3 separate regions of the Mus musculus genome follow, and regions 1 and 2 are each linked to region 3. Evidence: chromatin loops called from intact Hi-C (ENCODE). Cell type or tissue: heart. All regions are shown on one strand.

Region 1 (8,000 bases), 310 kb before region 3:
CTGGCAAGCACCCCCTAATATTAGTCATATAGCTAGTACAATATCCTAAATATATGTCATCCATCCTCCCTGCAGGTGAATGACAGATACACAGCTTATACCCTGTCTCCATTAAATAACAGACACTAGAAACACTCACGCCAGGCACAGACTACAGTGATCTGATCCGTACATTTGAGACTTAACACCAGGCTACAGAAACACCTTCTTGCCTGAGGGATTCTCCCTTTCCACCACAACCGAGATTCTCCTTTCAGCCGACCCCCAGTGGGTGGGCTGAAGTTTCTACCTTCCGGAATCCACAGCACCTCCTCTACACTGTAGCCTCCTTCTGAGATCTTTGCGGGGGGGGGGGGGGGGGAAGGAGAGTGCATTCTGAGCCGAACAGGCTTCCCTTGATCCCAGCAACATTATAATCTAGATATCACCCTGACATTCCTAAGGTTAGACCTTCGGTTAGCTGAAATGAGGACCCATAGGTTCACACCCTTAAGCTCTTAGCTTCTCCCAGCTCGTTCCTCTGGACCTGTCTCTTATCCAGGTAGAGAGAGAGGCAGGTGACAGATTCATGGTTATGCATGGGATCTAAACTCCTGTTGCACGAACCCTCAGCCACTCACTGCCGGATCCAATATCTGTCACCCCATTGGAAAACTGAAGGCCAGCCACCTCTAGTCAACCAGAGAGATTTCATCTGCAACCAGGTCAAACACCTTTTGTATCTTCTTGAGAGCATGGGTCTTAATTCGTTATTTGATGGAGCTCAGTAAAGAGAAAGCAAAAGCCCACCTCCGTAGCATATTGTACACTAAGTCCCACCTGAAACACCAAGTTTCCTACACTTATTTCAAGATAAATGAATGCCAATTGCTAAAAACAACGGTACGACAAATCACCGATTACACTGTAGAAAAGCTTGCAGCTTCCAAGGTGTTTCTGAAATCTGGATTTTATATTAAAAAATGTTACATATATTTTTGACAAAAAAATTCTTAGACGTATGAGGATAGCAGTGGAAACACAGCGTACGCACCTAGTACAATTATGTAAGAGGCAAAATATAAACTTACACGAACGCAAAACGAGAACAAACCTTGCCTACAGTAGCCTCTAGCGAGGGCCGGGTATCTTTGCCGGTGTGAAACAGCCGCAACAGACAAACGATGACACAGAAAAACAAACAATCTCCTGAAAAACAAAGCAGCAGCGACAGCCCAAAGCGCCTGCCACCCGGGTTGTCCTCAACTCTTGTTTGTGTCACTTTTTAAAAGAACACAATTTTTCTTGAAAGGCTCGCTCTCTTAGCTAGCTAGCTGCTGAACTACGGTGTAAAAGAAACAATGCAAGTCCGTGTTAAAAGAAAAACAAAAAACAAAAAAATTTATTTGGGAATTGACAAGGGACGCCCTCACACACGTACAAACACAACAAAAGTGCTCTAGTTCCCTCTAGAAAATTTGGTCCCCGAAAGACATTACTCAACCACCAGGTCACGGGATTTCGGGCCAGCCGGCTGGGGCCACAAGCCCGTGTGGGCCGGCCATGACGAGTTTCACATTTCTCCTTCCGAAGGTGGAAGAAACAAGACATTGGAAAAACAAAAATCAGGGATAGGAGTGTCATCTGGGCGGTGTGTACCAGCCAGGCAGAGATCTCTTCTGGCATCCGGGGCAGAATCGGAAGATCCGGGGAAATTTGTTTTGAGTTCAACTTTTAAATAGAAAAGAAATTCCTAATTTGTAGTGGAAACCTTATTTTAGCTAGTTATTTTCTCCTCCCTCTGAACACAGCCTAATGAAGTCACCACGGGAATTCTTACACAAATTTCCCAGCAGGGTCGATGAAGAAAACCAAAACTTTTGATTTTGTTGTTTGGTTTTAGCAAACTCCAAGGCCATTACATTTCTCCTCCCCACCCCCCCATGAATGTTTTATTCTCTCCCTCTTTCTTTTTTTCTTTAAAAAGTATTTTTTAATATTTTCAAAAGCCTCACCAATCTTTTTCATAAAGACCTGGCCTGGAGGTGCCCTATGCGGTGCTCTGCGGAGCGGAGGCACCACGGCCTCACAAGGAGCGGGGGATGAGAACTCGGTTGCAGGCCGCGGAACGAGGCTGTCCCTGCTCCAGCCTGGGGCTCAACCCCCGCCCCGCCCAGTGGGCCCCTCTGCAAGCGGCTTCTGATCAGTTCCAGGAGGGATCGCAGAGCGACCAGACACGTTCTTTCCATTCTCCGGTAGTGTGGGTCCCTCTTCCCCCAGCAGCCTAGCGCTTCTAGTCGCAGACAGTCGGGGTGGGGAATTAAAAATAAAATCGAGCTTGAGTCCACCGACCTGGAAGAGAGGGCCAAGAGGTAAGCTGCGTCTCAGACACTTCGACCGCACCTCGGCCGGGGACTCACTCCCTGCGGTGAGGAGAGGAGGCCCGCGGAAAGCACGGAGTGGGCGGCCTCCGGCCAGCAGCACGGGAAAGCAGAGGCCGCGGCGGGGAAGAGCACCGGAGGAGCAGCGGAGGCGACAAAGCGGAGTCGCAGGAGCGGGGCGGACCGAGGAAGGGCAGACCGCTCGAGGGCTCTGCATCCAGAAGCTGTCCCGGAGTGCGCGCTGTCAGGCTGGCTGCTGCGGCTGCGACCCGAGCTCGGCTCCTCCACTCCCGGGATAGGGGTGGGGGACCGCTCCCGCGCGCGTTGGCACTCAGAGATCCAGACGCGAGTGCAGCGCGCCCGTCTTGCTGTCGTGGTCCCAGTATGAGCAATGCATCATGGCGAGCTCGGGTTGCCGGGCGCAGGCGAACTGCAGGCCGGGCGCGCTCGTGGGCGCGGGTGCCGGGGGCGCGGCGGTGGCCGGGCTGGCGGGACTGAGCTGACCCGGGGGAGGCGCGGCAGCCCCGTGGTGTGGCGGGGCTGGCGGGGGCGCAGCGGCCGCGTGCAGATGATGTGCGTGAGGGTGCGGGTGAGGGTGCGGCGGCGGTGGCGGCGGCGGTGGTGCGGCAGGAGGGCCCCCCAGGCCGTTGTAGGAGTTCACGACGCCCGGAGGCAGCGCCATGCTCTGCACGCGCGAGTACGGCCCGTAGGAGGCGGCGGGGCCCGCCAGCCCCTTGACCACCGCGGCTGCACCGGGGCTGCCCGGGCCGGCGGCTGCAGCGGCTGCAGCAGCGGCCGCCGCAGCCGCCGCCATCTGGCAGGAGGCGTAGGGCATGGGCGAGGGAGGCTGCGGCAGGGGCCAGGAGTTGTTGAGGAACCCCGATTGCAGGTACTTGGGTGGCGCCAGGTAGCCATAGCCATCGGCCCCAGCTCCGGGCACGCCGCAGCCACCCGCCGCTCCTCCGCTCCCGAAGAGCCCCTTGCCGGGCTGGAAGTGAGCGGGCGGCGGCCGGAAGGGCCGCTTCATGCGGCGGCGGCGCCGGTAGTTGCCCTTCTCGAACATGTCCTCGCAGGCCGGGTCGAGCGTCCAGTAGTTGCCCTTGCGCTCGCCGCCGCCCTCGCGCGGCACCTTGATGAAGCACTCGTTGAGGCTGAGGTTGTGGCGGATGCTATTCTGCCAGCCCTTCTTGTTCTTCTCGTAGAACGGGAACTTGGCTATGATGTACTGGTAGATGCCGGACAGAGTGAGCCTCTTCTCGGCGCTCTCGCGGATCGCCATGGCGATGAGCGCCACGTACGAGTACGGGGGCTTCTGCGCGGGGTCTGGTTTCTCCGGTGTTGTCCCGCCTCCCTTGCCGGGACTCGGCGGCGACGCCTCGGCCTCTTTGACTGCGCGTCCGCTCTCCGGAGCCAGCAGGGTCCCCGCCGTGTCTTCGGGCTCGGGGTAGCTGGCCATCATGACAAAAGCCGGCTCTCCGCGGCCGGGCAGCCCGGAGGCTGTGCTCTCCTGGTGCAGGCTCGCCTTGCAGGCGGGCGCAGGAGTGTGCGCTCGGCGCAGAGCCTCTAACTTCTGCAGGCTGCGGGGACCGGAGGCCTCGCGCGGCTCTCACTCTCTTCTCTTTTCCCCCCGGGGAGCGGTCTGCGGGAGTGGAAGTCAGCCTCTGGCCATCGGGAGTCTGCCCAACAGCGAGGGGCTCCGGCCCCGCCGCCCCTCCCCGCCCAGGCCAGTCCCCGCCTCGGTGGGTTTTCTTGGCTGAGCTCTCCCCTCCCCCCACCGCCCGGTTTCCCCGAGGCGCGACCCGCGTCTCTGGCGCAGCCGCCTCCTGGAGTCCCTAGTGCGCCAGGAGCCTCGCTCCGTTCTGATTCGTATGGGCTCCGCAGAGTTCCGCTTGCGTCAGGGGCCTTCGCCCCTATAGCGGGGCAGCCAGCAGCGCACGGGCGAGTTCATCTCTAAGTCTCCTTTTTTTTTTAAACGGCCGGCAGAACTTGGACCGGCCTTCCCGAGCCTCCGGAGCCTCCCGGGCCCAGCCAACAGCCTGCCTCACGCTCTTACGAGTCTTGAAAATCTGCGGGTGTTTGCTTCGCCGAAAAGCCCTGGTTGGGGCTCGCTGCGCCCTGCCAGTGCCCCGGGAATGCTGACCCCAGCGAGGAGAGGTGATCCAAGCCTCTGGGCAGCTTTCAGGTGAAAGAAAACAAAACCCTTTGCTCTGTGCTTCGGGCTGTGCTGGGGCTAGACTTCTAGCTTTGAGGCTTAGGGAGGGGCGAGATGGCAAGGGGGCCGGACCGGGGTGGAGTGGCCGAACTTTGCGGCAGCTGGAGGTAAACCAGCTCAGAGCTCGTGTCACGGAAGGCAGAAGCTTCGGCCTGCTCTGTCCCTCGAGCTCTCTGAGCCCAATTGAGGCTGGGGAGAGGATCGCTGGGAAGAGACACCCAGGAGTACCGCTCACTGGCATCGGACGTTTCGCTTCTCTGTGCTGAGGTGGATGTAGGGACCAGCTTTCTCCTTGGAACTCGCCTTGCAATCCCACAATTTGGGTGTGTGTTTTAAAGATCAAGTGGTATCCCTTGTACTCTGGCTTGGACACAGACGAGGATGTTGCTGAGGGGCTTTGGGGACTGTTGCGTGCACAAGTGTCACGCGTGGAAGGCACGGGGCAAAAATCTGTTCTTAAAGACACACGTGATACTGCGCAAGTGTGCTGTTCAGAAACCCAGGTATGCTTATATATGTACAATGTGTGAGACTTGTATTTGCTTATTTTTGCTTAGTGAGGTGTATGAATCAAGCACCAGAGTACATGGTTGTATCCATGAACATGGTTCGTGGATACAACCTCTTTTTTTTTTTTTTTTCCTGTCTTCCTTTGTCCTTCCTACCCTTACAGCCGTTACCTGCATCTTCTCCTTCCAGCATAGGTAAGGAAGGAAAACCACAGGCTGGGGAGGCGCTTTCTCGCGTCCCAGTCACGAATGGACAGTAGTCTTTCCCCTTGTTTTTAAGATAATAGCCGAAGTCTGGTGGGGATCCAGTTACATCTCCGAAAATAGAAAACGGACTTAGAGGAATTCCTTCCGTGCCAGCACAACATCAGGTGTGCCCTGTCACTCAGCCTTAACACAGGTTTGCAGTCTTGGAAGTGTGAGAGAGGCTGAGGAAGAGTGATCAGACACGTTGTGAAGGATAATGGTCTGAATGAATGATGTGTGCCAGTCACACATCTAGGTGGCTATCCCAGTGCCTGTTTCTACCTCTTTCTTTCAGGTTGCTTGGACTTTAAGAGTTCTCCAGAATGCCACGAGCCCACACTGGCCAGTGGCTCCAGCGGTCCGAAGACCATTTATCTACAGTGTGTGCTTGTGCTTCCCACTTTGAGATGAAGGGAAAGGAGGACTCTGTGTGTGTGTGTGTGTGTGTGTGTGTGTGTGTGTGTGTGTGTGTGTAGTCCAACATCTCAAAGATGACTACAGAGAGGTCAGCCAGGCAAACCCGGCCTAACCACCAGGATACAAGGGAGGTAGGCTTCTCTAAATTTCTCTGAGAAATACCCACATCTAGCCCTTATTGACAGTATCCCCAAGTAGCCTCCATGTTTTTCTAAGCTATCCCTCACCGCCCTGAGCACACTCAAGAGACAAACAGCACTTCTTCAATACTTGTCTGTTTTCTGAGCATGCCTGCAGGTGTTTGTCTTCTTCCTCACCATCAGGCATGCCCAGGTTATGGGTCTGGATCTGAGTCTGCTTGGTTCTGGGCAGGGGAAAAATATCTGGCTTTGGTCGGGACCAAAGAGGGTGGAGGTCGGTCTCCCTCTTCTTCATTTTTTTCTTTTTTTCTTCCTTTTTTTTTTCTTTCTTTGACCACCCAAGCTGACCCTGGGTCTCATCCCCCACCCCCTCCACGGCTCCATTTCCGGCCGCTCAGCTCCTCCTCAGCAGCCAGGTGTGACAGAATTGTTGCATGTGTCATCGCTTCCCTGAATTCCTCTGTCGGCTCCCTTTTCAGTCTTTAAGGAGCCCGAGGTGTGTGTGTGTGTGTGTGTGTGTGTGTGTGTGTGTGTTGGGATTGTAGATCAGAATCTCTTTTAGGCTTTTTTTTTTTTTTTTTCTGAGTGGAAATAGGAGTCACACATTCCTGGGAACTGACTTCTTGCTGTCCTTTGCAGGATCAGCACCCTAATCCCAGGTGGAGAAAGAGTGCCTCTTGTGCGCACAAGGCTGGGAAACACAACTGCAGGGCGCCCCGAGGGATCACCTTCCAGACCCTGGGTGAGCAGCCAGAGCTAAGAAGACTGGGACGAATGTGCTTGCCTGTTCGGTGGTACAGCAGTAGGTGGATAGAGCAGGCACTCTAGGAAGTGGCCGGGTGGACTTTGATTCACTTCTCACTCCTACCCAGTCCCCTTAGGCAGGCTGGGTAGGGACCCAGGTCTCGACTATAGTAGGATTCTGTTCCTCTAGGCCTGTGCGGCCCCGTTGTGCGGCCCCCACAACTTTCACCCGTTTCATTCTGGCAAGGTTAAGCACCATCCACTTAGTGGCAGAGGCCTCGGTCCTGAGCCAGGCGGAGGAACTCCGTGTTTCTCTGGCCGGGGTTTTCAGGATTCCTCAGCGCCTCCAGCTCCTTGTGCCTCTAGAGAAATGCCTGCCCATGCCTTGCCGGGGAGCCAGGGACAGAGCAGAAGCCTCTCAGCAAGCTGGTCTAACGCTCCGAAGTCTCGACCGCCGCCTACGTGAGCAAGTCGCGGATCCCCGGTGAAGATGCTTTTCTCCCGGGCCGAGCTTCCTGCAGCTGCCGCAGAAACACCGCGGACCGCCACGCGAGGCAGGCTAGTGTTTCCCCAGTACCGCTCAGCTCTGACGCTCAGCCACCCGGCTGGCTGCTAGCTGCTAGTCCTTCAGATCCTCTTCTTATCCGGCCTGAGTTCCCGCGCCAGAAGAAAAGAACCAGGAGGCTGAAGCCCTCTTCTACGCAAGCTGCTTCAGCAGCACATTGGAAAGAGGAGCGCTTCAAAGGGGACTTATGTCCCTACTGGACCTCCAGCTTCACACCTACAACTTAAGCATCCACACAACATCTCTCTAACACACAGTGACCCCCATCCATCTCTCTTCCCGCCAACCTTGAATTCTCTCCGCCCCTTTACTCCCTCAGTTTACCTGTTGCAAATATTTGTTCAGACTCTGAGCATTTTAGTAGAAGTGTGTTAAATCGGCTTTTAGACTCCAAGTCTCTTCACGCCAGCGTGCCCTCCCACTTCATGGCTTCCCAAGTCATTGCTTTAAGTGAGGGGAATTCCATTTTGTGAAAGTCTGCCAAGCTGTGGGATCAGAGACCCAATAGTGTTCTCAGGACATTTGCAGATCAGGCCAGGGCCACTAGACTCTGGATACCTTTTGGAAGCCCAGCCTGATCTACAGTGTTTGATCAAGGATGGTCATAGGTTCTAGAACGGCTTGAAGATGCTGCACCTTGTCCTGGAAAGTGCTCCCAGGGGAGGATTTGTGGACAGTGAGAGAGCAGGAAGTGGGTTTGTGGACAGGGTCTTGTAAGGGGCCCCAATAGCCAGCAGCCCTCCCCTAGGGACCTCTTCTTATCAGGACTCTGAAGAAGTCATATGCAAGGGCTTTACCCGCTGAGCA
Region 2 (8,000 bases), 160 kb before region 3:
GGCTGAAACCCCACATCATCTGCCCCTGAACATTGTGTTTCTTTCCATCTTTATGTTGCAACATTGACTTACACCTGACATAAATACTGTCTCTTTCATTTTTTTTTAAGGGACAACTCCAGGTTTTTTAAGGGACAACTCCTGGAAAGCCCCCCTTGGAATTTTCAGCCCACCCAAGGTCCCCACCTCCCCAATTCCTCTTGTAATAGTCAAGTGACATTTCTTTTGGACCTGTGGCCCTTTGAGCTTTCCCCAGCTGTTCTCTGAGGGCCCAGTCTCCACAAGCAGGTAGGAATTGGCTGTGGTGTCATGACCAGAGCCCACCGTGTTGCTATCCAGTGCCAGCTGCAGGTGTGCAGGAGGCTGCAGGACCAGAAGCAGAGCCATGGCTAGGTATGTGTCCAGTGAAACTCTCAGACAGACCTACACAGCCCAGGCTGCAGCACTTGGGGGTGCCAGGCTTTTCTTCGACCTGGCCTTTGCCACCCAGCCAGTCAGCAGAGGTGGGAGGGTACAAAGAATAAGGGCATCCTCCTTAGTACCGTGAAGATGAGCCACCTCTCTCAGTTCTGCACAGGAGTTGGCTTCCCTCCTGGTTCTGTGCTTGCCCTGCTCCTGGGGTGACATCAGTGGGGTCAAGCTGGTCAGGTGCTCTGCCCTTGAGATACAAGTCTGATCCAAGAGACAAAGGAGACCTGGGAGATTAATACTCTGGTTTATGAGTCCAGCCACTGATTCCTAAATTTTGCTTCAACCCAAGTACTAGGACACAGTGTATTCCAGTTCATAAGCTAGGTCAATCACCTGTCCTTTTGTCCAGGGGTGCCATTAGCTCCTGGAGTGCCTCCTCTCTAACCATGTGTTCACTGAGGGTGCTCAGGAGAGCAGGCATTGCCAGCAGACAGTAGAGCACCTCACAGCTGGATAACTGGAGTCTATGCCTTCTGTTCCCATGTCTGGCTTACTCCCTACTAGGACAGTGGCTCCTACTAACACTTGTCTGGAATTTATAAGTGTGCCAGGCAAGCAATGGATCTGGGCCTGGTCCACCCAGAGCACAGTCCTCTGTCCAGGCCTCACCCTGCAACAACACAGAGGTGATGGACAAGCCCATCCGAAAAGCCAGCCAGAGTGACTTCATTTTTGTCCTTCCTGGGAGCGTCTCTAGGGTATTCTTGCTTTCAATACTCATACACCCTAGACTAGTTAGAGGGATGTTGTTGAGGGCCTTTGGTAAGGGGGTAGGGTGGGGAGGAAGCACATTGTGCAGGACACATGTCCGTCTTGATGTCAGTCCCCCAGCGGAGTCATTACGGTTAGATTTCAGCTGCAGAGTTGAAGACATTTCACCCTACAGTTTTGCAAAAGGCTTTCAAAATTCCCCCCATGGTATGTTTCTAATTTAAGATCGAAAAAAATATTTCTATTGTGCCACATAAAGTAACCTAAAACCTAATAAAAGCCCTGAATCAGGGTTGGGCAGAATGGTTTGAATTAAGTCCAGGTAGAGGCAAGGACACGGTATCTATCAGCCAGGGCTGCCAGCTCACGGGCCAAAAGGTAGACTCTAACCGGGAGAATGGATATGCTGAGTCTGGAGAGGGGCCAATTCGGCTGTGGATTCCAAGGCTCTTGGCCACGGCCCACAGGACCCCGACACTATTGGCACCTGGCTGTGGAAGGGTCTAGTTCTTGCTGTTCGTGTCATCTGGGGTATTCTGCAGTTTTTGCGTTGACACTAAGTTGATTTGGTGGTTATTTATTGATTCCTTTTTCTAGGGGACTTGCCAGCCCCTGCCCAACTTCTGTGGCGCTTCCCCTTGAGAAGTGGATGCCACTCGGGCCTCTGTCCACGCAGTGACCCAGTGAACCTTTGGTAGAACTGTGGTCTGACTGACTCGTCTCAGTGTCCAGTGTTTGTTCTGAGACTAGAAAGCCATATATGTCTAGAGGGCGAGTAGGGAGTATCGAGCTTGGAGTGAACCAGAGAGTGAGGACCATGGTGTTCGTTGTCCGTAGTAATGCTGCATGGAGCAGCTCTACATATCTATCATCTGTCTGTCTGTCTGTCTGTCTGTCTGTCTGTCTGTCTGTCTGTCTGTCAGTCATCTATTATCTATTTGTCATCCATCTATCTATCTATCTATCTATCTATCTATCTATCTATCTATCTATCTATTACTCAATCATCTATCTATCTGCCATCCTGCCTCTGTTCCTATCTCCCACTCAGGTGCTCTCGCTGTCTCATTGGTGTCACATGATTCAATACCTACCTTCTTATCATCCTCCTGTAAGCTGATTGGATGAGGAAGGTCATCTGATTCAAGAAGACAAACATCATGGGCCAAGTTAAACCAACCAGATCTGCTCCGTTGTGGGGTAGGATACTAGAGTCAGGAACTGAGGGTCAAGTCTAGTGGGGACAGAATGAGCCTCTGACTGAGAGAAAAAGGAGGGAGAGAGGGAGGGAGGGAGGGAGGGAGGGAGGGAGGGAGGGAGAGAGCGAGCGAGCACAAGAGTGCCCAATGGAGAAATAGCAGGCCTGGCCTTGTTTGTTACCCTGAAGAAATCCCTTCTCTGTATCCTTTCATACACATAAAAAAAACCACTCAGTCCTCCCCCCCTTTTTTTTACCTACCTCTGGCTACGATCAGAATTTCCTCCCTCTGTGGCCCTTCTTGGAAGGCTGATTTTTCCAGAAGCGGTCCTGTGTGCACTGACGGAAGGAGGAGGCCGAGTGATAACTCCCCTCCCCAGCCCAGGTCAGCAAGGTCATTGTCCATTCTCACTGCTCATACCCAGTCCATGTTCCCAGCACCACACAGACATAACTTGCTGGCATCTGTCCTGGCCACAGCCTTCTTTCCCCAACACTGAAAGGCAGGGCAGGATCCTCCTGGACAGTAGCCCAAGTCATACAATTAGTTGAAATGACAGTGCCCCTGGTGGAGAGGGTTGGGGTAAGAGCTCCCACTGTGTGGAGAGGGACTTTCAGGATATCTAGCCGATATAAAGGCGATACCCACCCACTTCTGTCAGATCTGTTTATCCCAAGGCCATGACTTGGGCACTCTTCTTGGACAGAGACTCTGAAAGGAGCGGTGAACTTCTTATAGTAACCCTGCCATAATGCTGACAGGTTCAGAAGGAAGAAACTGTAAAACTGGGAACAGTTGAGCTCAACTCTGGAGCGAACCTTGTCTGCATTATTGGCAACGTGGGTCTGTGTTAGAGACAGTGTGCTGGATAGAAAGGCCTGCAGCTGAGTCCCAGAGGGCAGGCAGGGGCATGACTGAAGGCAGAGAGCATGTCTGCAGGTATGCTTAGGAGACAGAGATTGCGGTCAGAGTCAGTTAGTGCCCATGCAGGTGGGACACTATGTCTTTTTTATCTTTGTAATGAGAAGCAGCCAGAACCTTCAAAAGGGATCTTTAGTGTCCCTGTGAGCATTAGCTGGGAAAACCAGAGCATAGTCCAGTTCTTGGCCCCACTAGATGGCACTGTTGCAGGTCCTTTCATCCAAGAGAATCTCAATCTCTCTCTCTCTCTCTCTCTCTCTCTCTCTCTCTCCCTCTCTCTCTCTCTCTCTCTCTCTCTCTCTCTCTGTGTGTGTGTGTGTGTGTGTGTGTGTGTGTGTGTGTGTGTGTGCGCCATCACAATATTCTTTGGAAAGTCATCTTTGGAAATTCTTAGAATAAAAGTTGCTGCTGGTGAGGTTTCAAAGGCTCGCATTGGATGCTGGGAGTTGTGGAGTAACCAGGATAGGCCCAGCTCTCCTGAAAGCCCAGTCATTGCTGGGAGCCTGGCAAGTCTCAAAATCAAACCCTAGAGACTCAAAAGCCCCAGTTCCCAGAGGCTGGGTAGGTAGTAGTGAGGAATTTTGAATAAAGCAAATTTCAAGAGCCTGTTGTCTCTGACACAGACACATTTTATCTATGTCCACTCCTGTCTCTTATAGTGGCTTCAGGAGTGCACACTCAAGGGCTCTTCTGAGCTTGGGCCTGACTCAAAAGGAGAGTGCGATTGTTCTTAATGTCTGTGAGGGCCTGGGTCAAAAATGACCTCCATGATGCAGTCTCCTTCTCTGCATACTTTTATAAGTATCTCTTAACACTTATGTGTTAGAGAATCTTATTATTTAGTACCAACTTGGAAAGTAGCCAACTCACTTATTGATTTTTGTAGGTAGAGACCAAGGCACACTGAGTTACCTGTGTCTGCACACACCTTGTTTCTCAAGTCACCAATTGTAAATTCAAACAAGGTTCCAAATAGTAGCCTAATATTCACTTGAGGTTTTGTGGTCATTTCATGGTGTGGCTGCCAAGAGGAAGCTTCTGGTTTAAGCTCCTTTTTGTGTCTTTGGTATATGCCAGGAACATTTTGGTGAGGCAGAAGATGGTAAGGCCGAATCTTACAATCTCAAGAGAGAAGACAGGAAGAGGAGAGCACTGTATATGTGAGAGGGGATGAGTGATCGGTATGCAGAGAAGTGCTAGAGCACTTGCCTAGCATGCACAAGACCCTGGTCTGGGAGTGGATACAAGGCAGGGAAATAACATGACTCCTGTCAAGCAGGCTTATCAGAGGTAGGATCAAGGAAACCCTTTTGGATGGTATGAGAGACACGTCCCGGGCCATTGCCTCAGGCCAGAGGTTTCTATGGACTGTGTTCCATGCCAAACTACATGAATGACATGGGAACAGTCAGCAGAGCCCTGCAGAGGGGTGAGTTTGCAGGAGTTCGAGTCTACAGCTGCCAGGCCCAGATCCATCCACAGTTAAGTGGTCCATAAGGTATATCTTGTCTCATTACATTGGGCTAATTAGAATCAATCTAGATATGGTTGATAATCTGTGCAGTGCAGAGATGAGTTAAAAGCAAGGGTGACCCCAAACATAGTGGCAATAGAAGATAATCACGGGCTCTGCTTATTGGTCCTACCTGCATAACAACAAGGGTATGAACGCGAGTGTGCTCTACAGACAAGAATATTATTAAATCTGGGGGGCTGTTATGTAGGAGCAGCCCAGCTCTGTGCTAGATGCTTCATCTGGTTTGATCTTCCAGTAATCCAACAAGAGATACAACTATTCTTATTTTTCTAGAAGAAAAAGTGGAGGCTCAGAGAGCTCAAGGAGATTAAGTGGGACTTCAGGTCAGCCAACATATACCGATGCAAAGCCCAGAGGGGACTTCTAGCACTGGCATGACCCAAGGCTCTTTTTCCTTCCCATAAAGGTTTACAGCTGGTGAAATTGCTGGCCTTGGAATAACTTATTTCCAGAATATTCTCCAGCCTTCCGCATCAGTAGCTGTGACTTCAGTGAGTTCTCGGTGAACGCTTTCCTGTGGGTTCTGGTTATGCCCTGGGGTACTGGCTGGGTTCCTACAGGCAGGCAGAGAGTTGTGAAGAGTGGGAACGAGTTTTCAGCGTGGTGGTGCCTATGCAGAATGGAGAGGCCCCGCCACTTGGCTGCCTAACTCAGTAAGCTTCCTTTGGTTCTCTAAGTTCTTGAAGACAGGGCAAGGCATACTGGCAATGACGTTGACAAGAGGTTCACCTGAGCTCTTATGGGGAGGAGACTAGCATAGCTCATCCACCATCTATCTGTTCCAGGGAGGGCCCAGATCCCTGAGCCCAACCCAGGAAAGGCACTGTGGGTGGCAAGGACACCCTGCAGATCACAGAAGGGAGTCATCTAACACATGCAGAGGTCCAGGGAAGGACATCTGGGAGGGGAATATTGAGCAGTGGTCAGGTGCAGTTTTGTATGCCTGCATCCTTTACAAAGTCCCTGAAGCAAGCTGGAGTACGGATGGATCAAAGTCTTGTAAGCATTTAATGTGGAGGGGAACTTCAGGCTGTAGAAGAGAAGCAGAGAGAGGCGGACTTAGGCTTGAAGGTTACAGGCCAGACCTGTGGCAAGACAGCAGTCTAGACTCCATCCTACAGGCATGCCTGAAGGTTTTGAGAGCCGACAGTTTATAGGGAGAAGATGGAGACTGGTGGCTATGTGACATGAAAAGAAAGGACAATGGCCATGAAGGGCAACGCTGAGGGACGGAGCATACACACAAGGTGCTAATGTATGGTAGATCAAAGGTTACAGAAGCCAAGGTCTAGCTAGGGGCCAATGGCCCAGCGGCCCTTCTTGATGGAAGAACCAATACCTTTTTCAAGAATGTTGGGCTCCCTTCCCTAGGGTCCCCATCCTTGCTCCCATAAGCTCTTTTTAGTAACTCATCATAAATGTGAACGTGACTGGAGCTGCTACGTGTCATTATCAGGCCCAAGGTCTGCCTGTACTGGGAGCCTGACTCAGGGATGTCTGGGCGGGAACTTGGTGCTGGGCAAACTCAGCTGTGCTCCTTAGCTCTACCAGGTCACCAGAACCAGATCCTGGCTTCCTTTACCAGAGACATAGAACGCTTCCTGCCCCTGGTTCTGACGCCCCCAAGGACCGATGCATCCCCGGGAAGGAGCTGAGTAGGCTATTCTCAGAGGTCTTCTAGAATCCGTTCTCTGGGAGACTGGGGAGATAGCTTATTGGTTAGGAGCACGTGCTGCTCGTGCAGAGGACCCGGGTTTTAGTTCCCAACACGTACATAGTAGTTCACAACTATCACTAACTCTGGTTCCAGGGGATCTGCACCCCACAGGAAGCTGTGCGCGACCTTCCCTTGATGATCTCTGAAGCATCACATACACGCCTTCCGCCACGCCTTCTGTCAGGTGGGACTGTGCTTACATTCTCCTATGTGTCACATCTCCTTAGACTCTAAATAAAGTTTAGAGTGATTTTGAGGAGAGCAACTCAGGAGGGATCCTGTGAGCTAAACCCATCTGAAAGGAGATGGGAAGGAGGGGATCCTGCCATGAGAGGTTCTAGTGGGGTCCTGTTCCGAGTCACAGCCTTTGTCTCTCTTGAGACTCCTGGGAGACATAGTCCCAGAGGGTTGATAGACTCCAAGCTCACTCTGAGGTTGGAGGGCATATGGTAACAGATGAGCTTCCATACGGTGCACTGCCAATGTGTCTGTCTTCCTCTCCAGTGTTTGCACATGTTCCTCCACCCCCACAGAGCTGTTATATAACAGGTAGCATGCAACACAGCACTCATACACAGAGACTGAGGTTCAGGGAAATTGCCCACGGCCCTGCAGCTGTGACAGTTTGAGCAGGAGTTTAGGATCCATGTTTGATCCCTTCTCAAAGTCTCCTGTCTCCCCAGCACCACACTCTGGTGCTCTCTAAGCTGTCTGTGGGACTAAGTAAGTCCTCTCCACAAAGTTCCATGCATCCGGACGGGCACGAGCTGTTTGTCTCTTGCTCAGCATCCCGCCAGGGTGCCTGGCACAAGAATCTGATAACTTATGTAAACTCTTAGGGCGTGAGCCCTGACGTCAGGGCCCGGCTCCTCCTCTGTTAGTGTTTCCTAATTGGTATTATCCCGGCAGTTGCCTTAGAAATAGCCTTTTAATTACATAATGAATTATTCTCTGAACAGGTCATTGTGTTATGGCTCGGCCATGTGTGGGGCAGGGAGCCGGCTGAAGGGGAGTGTTCGGGATGAGCTGACATGCTTCCCCCACAGCGCGCCTCTGCATTTTTCCATGGTGACTACAAGATGGATCTGGGGACTTGAGTGGCCTTCAGGGATAACACGTGAATATGTGGGCCACGGAGAAACAGCTGCGCCATTTTGCTTCTAGTGGACCGGAGAAAGCGGAGCGCGTACGAAGCCTTGTTTTGAAATGTGTTTTCAAAATAAAGGCTTTCACAAGAACCAAGATTGCAGAAACAACTGCTGTTGGAAATAACTTCCTGGAAAGCAGAGGCCTCCATGACAGTTGGGATTTAAAAGGCCAGGGTAACTTACAAAACAGGTTTAACCTAATCAAAGCTTAGCATTGCTCCACACACAAGCATGCCCACACATCTTCCTCAGGCTGAGGCTGTAGCTTTAGCCTCTGATGCTCTGCCCAGGACCCT
Region 3 (8,000 bases):
TAACTGTCCATTAGAGCGTCCACAAATTCTCTACTCATCCTTTGCAAAGGGACCCCAGGAAGTCTGTGTGCTAGAGAAAATAGATAGTGTCCTGCTCTTGACTATGCTTGACATAATGCAGGGGTAGCAATAATGGTGCTCTGTGGTGCACAGCCCTTGTTGGTCTCTCTGAGCACAATGTCTTTACTTCCGGGTATCTCCTACCACCCTTTTCTCCAACCCAGCCTCACCTGGGGAAATCTGTGTCTCAACCACTGATCGAGACCCCTTTGAAAGTCAAGCAACCCTTTAACAGAGGTCACATGTCAGATATCCTACCTAACTGATATTTCCCTTACAATTCATACCAATAGCAAAATTACAGTTATGAAGTAGCAATGAAAATGATTTTATGGTTGGGGGCCACCAGTTATATTAAAGGGTCACAGCATTAGGAAGGCTGAGAAGCACTAGTCTAGACCTTGTACCCATCCGCCTGCTCCCCTCATGAGATTCTCCAAAGCACAGCTGGTTACTTTCCATTTTGCCATCCTGTGGTCCCCACAGCCTTGGGAGTAAGAAGTAAGCCCCTAAAATGGCAGGTTTGTGTTGGCCCTACCTGCACACTCTCCAGCCCTCCTTCCTTCCATGAGCCAAATCAAGGACGAGGCTGATGTGACCCTCAGATCCCTGGGTTCAGAAATCAAAGGGACACCAAAAAACTCAGCAGCCAAGAGAAACACTTCACAGGAACATCTTAAAAGTATCGAGACTAGTAAAACAAAGGAGGGGGGGGAGGCTAAGGATATGGTTCAGCCTCAGAGAGCATGCCTGATGTGTGGCCCTCTGGAGTGTTGCCGGTGCTGGGGTGGGGGAAGGGGGTGGGGAGGGGAATCAGGGAGGGACTCTTTGATGAACAAATTGTCAAAATTGTTATGAAGTCTGGACTGACAATGAGTGGGAAAAAGTGGCTGTCTGAGAATGTGGCAGGGTATCAAGCTTGGGTTCCTCCCTCCCCCCCCCCCCCACTGATGACTCTGTCTTTTTCTCGACCTATAAAGAGGCCCGAGCCACTGCTTAGGATCCCCAAGAAGGCCATGGCTTTTGCACACACCATCCTCCCCTTCTGGGACTCTCTCCCTTCTCTCTTCATGCCTCCAGTCTCCATGTCCAACCTTTAGAGTTCTTTCTCATAGGAGCTACAGGGGTTGCTCCTCTCCTCCCAGGCTACTTTAAGAGGTTTCTGGGTTCCTTCCATCAGCCACCTGGCCTGGCACCACCGAACACTGTGGGCCTCTGGGAGTAGTTGCTGCCTCAGTCCCTCCTGTGCAGTGGGACATGAAACAGATTGTCCTCAGTTGTCTCTGATAGACAGAATGAATGCATAGACCAAGGGAAGAACTGTGCGGCCATAAGTCACATCCCATCTGAACTCACACTTTAATCAAAGTGAACAAAGCTGTGGGGCTCCTTGGATTGGACCCACTGCAGAATGAATGCAGTGATATTTTGGTCCAACAAAGAGATTGGAACAGCCTGAAAGTCTTGGCAATAGAATTTGGTCTATACTTTAAAAAAAAGAAAGAAAGAAAAGACTTTTATTTTTCATGATTAAAGCCCTGCCACTTGCTCTGAAAGATAACATAGGCAAGGGAGGCAGTGTGGACCAGTCTTCTCCAAATAAGGCAAAATCCAACTTTCCTTTATTTTTAGCAGTGAGTTTCCAGCTTCAAGGAGGCTCAAGTCCATGGCCAGCCTTACACAGACCCACTAACTCCCAAAACCAACCGTGTTAACAATTCATGAAGATGTACGTGTTCCTGAGGCATCGGGATGTCCCTTAGGGAAGGGGCCCGCAGACAGCCCGAAGCTTGAGCCTGTCTCCATGGCCGCTCTCCAACCAGTGCTGGACAAGCTACTGAGACAAGCCATCTCTCTTCCTCACTCTCTGGGAGGAACTCAGGTTTGTCCTTTGCTGATGTTAGTCAGCCTGACATGGGGAACATCTTTGAAAACACTCACATTTCCTGGACAGGCTGCAGACCTTAAAAGGTGATGGTCAGCTGGCTTCGTGAGGAGCCTCTGATACCTGAGCCCTCTGAAGAGGTTCTGCATAGACAGGCATTTAAAATAACCCCCCATTCACATGCATGACTTGATTGTCATCATCCCTACAAATGGTAACATGACTCACTTCAACCCTCCGCAGCTGCTGAGGAACAAGAGCAGAAATCAAACACTGGGCTCTCCTCTGAGCATCCTGATGCTGCATCTGTAAAATGGGATAACATCAGGATGAGCTAATCCATGAGAGAGGCAGCCAGCCCACTGCCTTGCCATCTGTGTTTCCAATATGACTTTTATGGCTTCTAACATGGTGCCTACTTCTAAGCTTTGTCTGCAGCGAGCTCGTCTTTCTCAAATTCCTCTGGGTTTGGCTAAGAGCAATCTGTTTTTCCTACATTTGTCAAGTGGCTTGAAATCCCCAGTACCCATTCATGTCCCTTCCAAGGGTTAGCGGAGCACCTCTCGTTATCTTTCATCACACCCCCCCCCACACACACACACACACACGAGGGGTAAAAATTACATTTGAGAAGAAGTCTGGCTATTGATGCCTGTAAAATGGAGAGTTTGGCGAGACTCAACTCGCCTGGGTCAGAGTGGGAATGAGGCCCAAAAGCAGTCCTGAGCATCTTTAATGATGTGTAGAAAGAGAGGGGCCTCTGCCCGCCTGGGCAGATGGACACAGCTGTTAACAGAAAAGGCCCCGATACTGCAACCGGCATGGTGAAACGATCCCCGAGATGCTTCCTAGCAGAGTTAAGAAATTTTTTGTTGATCGTGCCTTTGAACTAAGGTCATTTAAGTATACAACAGATGTTCCTCTGAGGGAAACAGACTTATAAAGTCAAGAACACAGAAGGGACCTAATGGTTCACTGGGGGTGGCGCATTAAGTTCATAGCACTTCAGCTCCTCGCAACGTTAAACAAAACAATGACGCAATTTTATGCACAGTAAAGACCTGTCAAAGCAGTCATCCTGGGCAGTGGAGGTCCTTTCAGTCATTCTTTCTCTAAAGATAAACGGAGGCATGGGGATGGACATGCTGGCTGCTGTGGTGAGGCGGTCCTTTGTGTGGTACCCCAGCCACTCAAGGCTGAATCACCAAGGATAGCGGGAGGCTAGAGCATGGGGGAGAGGATGGGACAGATGTGAATACAACAGCAGAAGAGCTGTGCTCTCGTGTCTTTCTTCCTGCCTGGGTTAGCCTGCCAATGGGCTGAATCGGTGGTCACCGGAAGGTAAGGTTGGCAAGGGACTGGGGTAATACCCACTGCCTCATAAGCCCCTTCCAGCCTACATTGTCACATGTCAGACTCTGCCAGGAGAGCCTCGTCATAGAGACTATTTACCAAGTAGCTGCTAAGTGTTAGGCACACTACTGCAGTGTGCTCTCTTGAGTCATGTCTGTACCCCTGGAGCAAGGCTGGAGACAAGTGAATTTGAAGTCAGCAAGACCAGGAGATCCTCACCCTGGCCTCCATCAGCTGTGTGACCTCTGGGAAATCACTTTACCACTCTGAGCCTTGTTTTCCCTGTGGAGTGATCAGACTTACGACACAGGTCACATCAATGGGGCTCGAGGGAGGGGAAAAAAATAGATAAAATTCTCAGTATGGTTCCTGGCACAGTGGGCATGTTTCTCCTCCCTTCTCAGACAGCACACCACCCATGCCTTCAGAGAGCTTACCATCCGGATGGACAGGCAAGCTCCGTGCACACAGGCAGAGGGTTCTCCCAGGTCATGAAAAGGCTACAGTAATGAAAAGCACAAACATATAGGTGCTTTTAAAGTGGAGTGGAGGGTGGCCACTTTGGATGATCAAGGATGGCGTTTGGGAGGTAGAGGTCTTTGGTGGAGCTGGCAGATCCCAGAAATGGAAAAACAGACATTCAAATCAGGCACAACGGGGGAACACTCTCCTAGTGCTGAAGGTCACATTTGAGGTCATTGTCGAGACAGCCAATCTGGTTGAGTGTGGAGTTCAGTGTGTTAATAGGTAAACTCTAAGATCCTTGGACGCCGAGCTTAGCTTTCCCTGAAGAGAGCATTAACTCATATAGCTCTTTGAAACAATAAACAAAATCAAATTAGTGTTTAAGAGTTATCCAGACAATGAGTGGGGGGAAACCTGACACATTCCCCATTCCTGTGTTCATGGCAGTACTACTAGTCTATCTCTTTGCAGAGGCAAGCAGAGAGTTTAGCAACTGTTACAACATTCTTATCCTGGAGTGAAGAAGGTGCACTCTGGGTATTTAAGAGTGAGTTTTATTCCACTTGAAGGGATAATAAGGAGTAAAGGGGCTCGTTGTTAAAGTTTTGTGATCTTCCATCTGCAGAGCTCAGGGTGCCAGAGTCCTCTCTGCTTTCTAGCTGCAGTGTTCACCATCCTGAGCAGTCTCTGGTGCCCCCTGTTGGATGCCAGATGTAAGTCTGACTGCTGCAGTCTGAGCCTGGAGGGAGAGGGACTGGAGCCTGGTGGGGTCTGGCTGCGGGGCCTCTGTGTCTGAGGTTCAGTAGAAAGTGGTGAGCTGTGGTCTGCCATCTGCACCCACGCTGGCAGCCATGTACGGCTGAGATGTCTGACTGTTTGGGCAGGATCTTGGCAAGCTTGGCCTGACTCTGGAAGCAGGGTGGAATTTTTCTGAAATGACAGAACCATTTAAATATCTCAGGGTTTTCTAAAGTCACCAGAAATAGAAGGCAAGTCTGCCTCTCATTGGTGAAGTTTCCTTTTTATTTGTAAATAGAGCCAGTTGTCACCTGGAGGTGGCAGCTCCCTAGGCCCACTGAATTCAACCCTCCCTTGCAAGAGACAGCAGTGGCCACCCTTCAACCAGAGCTCTCTGTCTCTGTCAGGGCCTGGCTTCATGTCCCCTGGCATTCTAGGGAGTTCCAGAGTGGAAGGTCAGCTCACTGAAGAAGCCTCTGCTATAACCTGGAGAGGGACCATACAGCTGTTGTCCTGGGGGTGCCCACAACCATGCTCCAGCCCTGCCAACCACTGATCATCCACTCCTTAAACCCTAGCAAATGCTATGCCTCAGCCTCTGAGAAAGCCCAGAGGCCCAGCCACTCTCCCATCCATTCTCCCAGTCATCACCCACCCAGAGGACCATAGCAACCTCCTCCGTGGTCTCCTCCCATACCTGCCACCTTTCTGCCCAGTACCAAGTAATCTATCTGAAGAGCAGAGGCTGATCTGGAGCTGGTCTGGGTGCATGCACACAAGAGTGAAGGGACTGGCACTTTCCTCGTCCCCATTTTATAGATAAGGAGACAACAGAATGCTAAATAGTACAGTGGTGGTGACATTCCTATTGGAGGCAGAAGCAGGATGGAAACCCAGCTTGTCCAAAATCAAGAGGTTAACCTCAAACTCTCCTGGCTCCCTGTACAACCACTTGCTGTGTGCCAGCTCTGTGCTGGCAGGTCACAGGCTGCCCACTGCACAAGAAGTCACAGTCTTGTCAGACTGTCCCTGAACTCTAAGGCTCTTACCCCTCTCACTCCTCTCTGGCCAGCCTGGACTAGGGATGCAAGTCAAAACATCCCTTTAAATTTGAACTTCAGATCAGCAACAAACACTCTTTTAGGATAAATATATCCTGAGGTATACTTATGCTGGAGAAATGTCCATGGCCTCTGTGAAATCTGCCGCTTGTGTTTGCCGTTTGTGTGTATGTATACAGGCTATTGAAAGCTGGAAGGGGCCTCTGTTCCTCCTACTGGATGATGCAGTTTTGGCCAGCAGTGTTCTATTCTGCCTGCCTGGGTCTCTTGTCCTTTGTGCTTGGCTAAGGTATCCCCCCATCAGGAACTCCTTCCTGATTCCCAAGCTAAACTAGACACCCCGTTGCTTTGCCTCAGAACCTCCTCTTCTTCATGTAACCTGTGGCCATGTATCACCCTCCCACCCCCACCCTTCAGTCATGAGCTCTTCTGGTGCCTGCAGCTCATGGTTCATGCCACTCACTGTGTTATTAACTCTCCCTGCTCTTGGCCCGGCTGGCCCTTCTTTGTGGAAGCCCTCTGTTTATCTCCCCATACCCCAGTTTAGCAGATTCACTATGGTCGATGATGGCAGCTCTGTCTGGGGTTTGTAAGAGTGGGTCCTAAGAGCTGTTCCTGCCCTCTGGAAGCTCACAGTGCTGGAAGGTGGCATAGTGTAGAGTGTATCTCTGGTTCAGTGTGCAGAGGAAGTCAGGAAAATAGCCTGGCACCAACATGTGGGGCAGTGGCACCTTCAGGCCTCTTGCCCTTGGTCCTGAAGATTTCTAAACAGACCTGAACCACAGGGAATCTTGGGGACTTTCTGCTCCTGGATCAGCAAGAACAGGGACTCTGCTCACTACTTCCCTCATTGCTCCCCAGGTCCCTAGCTCCTCCCTGGCTGCTGTGAATTATAAGTAACAGAAGCCATGACTCAAACTTCCACCTTCTCTCATGCCCAGGAAGCCAATTCAGTGGTATGGGTGTCTCTGGAGCCCAGGTCTTCTCTCTCTCTCTCCTTCTGTGTGTTTGGATGGGTGCCAAGGTTAGGATGGTTCTCTTGAGGTCTCAAGGCAGTGGCACGTGCACCTGTGTGTTCCTTTGTTCACACCCAGTCTGGGTATGGGTGAGAATCGGTTTCCCCAATCATGGCACATAAGTCCTTCTCGACATCCTGATGAGGACAAGGACCCACTCTGGAATGGGGACAGATGACAAGGAAACCCCACGCTCTCATAGCTTGGGGCCAAGCCTGCCAAACAATTATACAACACTTAGCACTTCACTTCAACTCAGCATCCTAGATCACAAGGAGCAAGCGCCAGTTTCTGTTTATCAAGCAGTTAAGTACAAGTAATTTAATAAATATGTCCCAACAACTTAGCAACTGTTAGAAAACATATTGCACATAGATTAAAAGAAAAATAATTATTGTCAGCTGACCACAATTACTGATGGCATATGCGTGCCAGTTGGACACTGAACAATTTCTCAACACTGGGAATTGGTCTGCATACCAATTCTCCTGTTTTCTTATTTACACAAATTCTTGTTTGGTACTTGATTTTTCCCCCCTAGTAATGACCACTAAAAACCTGGCTTCTCGGAGTTAACCTGTCATTAGAACTGAGAATGTGAGCTGCCGTGAGCTGGCAGGTATCATGATTCCAGCATGTCACTGTGTTTCCTAGAAAACGGAGACCGTCACCTGGGAATCACCTATGGCGTTGGTGTGTTGACTGGGAACCATGGTCTTGGTTGACTCTTGGGTCTCATGGAGCTGAGTGCACAGGGCAGCAGTACCCAGACAAAGCAGAAGCCCTGCCTGGTTAAGAGAACAAGGAAAGGGCATGGGGGAGGGGCAGGATCAGTGAATGTTGACCTACGAGGTGAATATTGCATAGAAAGGAAAGACATCTCCAAACCCGTGTTCTGGTGCTCCCATTGCGAACAGGGGAGTTTGCGGCTGAATCCAAGTGACTGCCTGAAGTCTCACCTGTAGTGTGGGTGGTCCAGCCTGTCACCTCTTTAGTGCAAGCTGGCCTTGAGCCCTGCTTAGGAGTCCCTGTCACTTGGTTCATTTCCAGCTCTTCTCGCCCCAGTGTCTGAGTGAGATCTCTGAGATACGTCACTCCTGTCCATGAGGCCACCCTGTCCAGGATTCAAGGACGCCTGTTGCTCTAAGCACAATTGACTGGGCACTGTAGCACTACCAGAAGCCAGGTAGCCCCTGACCTTATACCCTCTGTAGCAGGCAGTCCTGGCTTTTCTGAGAGCTAGCTAGACTCCAGGCTTGAGCCTAGGTAAACTAGGAGGTGTGACTCGAACATGGCTCTTCCTCTCCATCCTCACCCAGAAAGAGGGTCCAGTCGTGACCACTCCCACTCCAGTGTGAACCTGTTCCAGGATCCCCAGAATCTCCAGGAAGTACCCGCAGCCTGTGTCACTGAGGCCTTTGG

What was found. A loop is a pair of places that touch in the nucleus more often than their neighbours do. Peaks named below come from ENCODE experiments on the same cell type or tissue, not always from the same donor. Only the 100,000 strongest peaks of a DNase experiment are listed, where the experiment ranks them.
Region 1: it touches region 3 in a loop (2.5-fold over the local background); 17 of 42 quality-filtered maps call a loop at or near these places.
Region 2: it touches region 3 in a loop (12-fold over the local background); 26 of 42 quality-filtered maps call a loop at or near these places.

The regions. Positions count from the first base shown.
Region 1 is chr9:98,951,480-98,959,479 of GRCm38, reverse strand. It overlaps Foxl2 (forkhead box L2), which reads right to left and starts at 3,873. Exons shown (of 1, transcript NM_012020.2): 1 at 1,354-3,873. The coding sequence starts at 3,819. The coding sequence ends at 2,692. It overlaps Foxl2os (forkhead box L2, opposite strand), which reads left to right and starts at 4,170. Exons shown (of 8, transcript NR_003248.3): 1 at 4,170-5,075; 2 at 5,246-5,276; 3 at 5,362-5,452; 4 at 5,623-5,875; 5 at 6,524-7,186. In heart, a CTCF peak has its summit at 3,480; no DNase peak of the experiment used is centred here; H3K4me3 peaks cover 3,844 bases; H3K27ac peaks cover 1,639 bases; H3K27me3 peaks cover 6,831 bases.
Region 2 is chr9:98,805,207-98,813,206 of GRCm38, reverse strand. The region is part of intron 1 of E330023G01Rik (RIKEN cDNA E330023G01 gene); the gene reads left to right. Gm33644 (a long non-coding RNA gene) reads left to right here and starts at 5,270. Exons shown (of 3, transcript XR_379743.1): 1 at 5,270-5,330; 2 at 6,650-6,740; 3 at 7,516-7,727. In heart, a CTCF peak has its summit at 3,457 (motif pointing right); a DNase peak (open chromatin) is centred at 7,476; H3K27me3 peaks cover 2,157 bases.
Region 3 is chr9:98,642,423-98,650,422 of GRCm38, reverse strand. No RefSeq gene overlaps it. Among named protein-coding and RNA genes, the nearest start is that of Mrps22, 45 kb to the right of the region's middle. In heart, a CTCF peak has its summit at 4,470 (motif pointing left); a DNase peak (open chromatin) is centred at 2,702; H3K27me3 peaks cover 2,774 bases.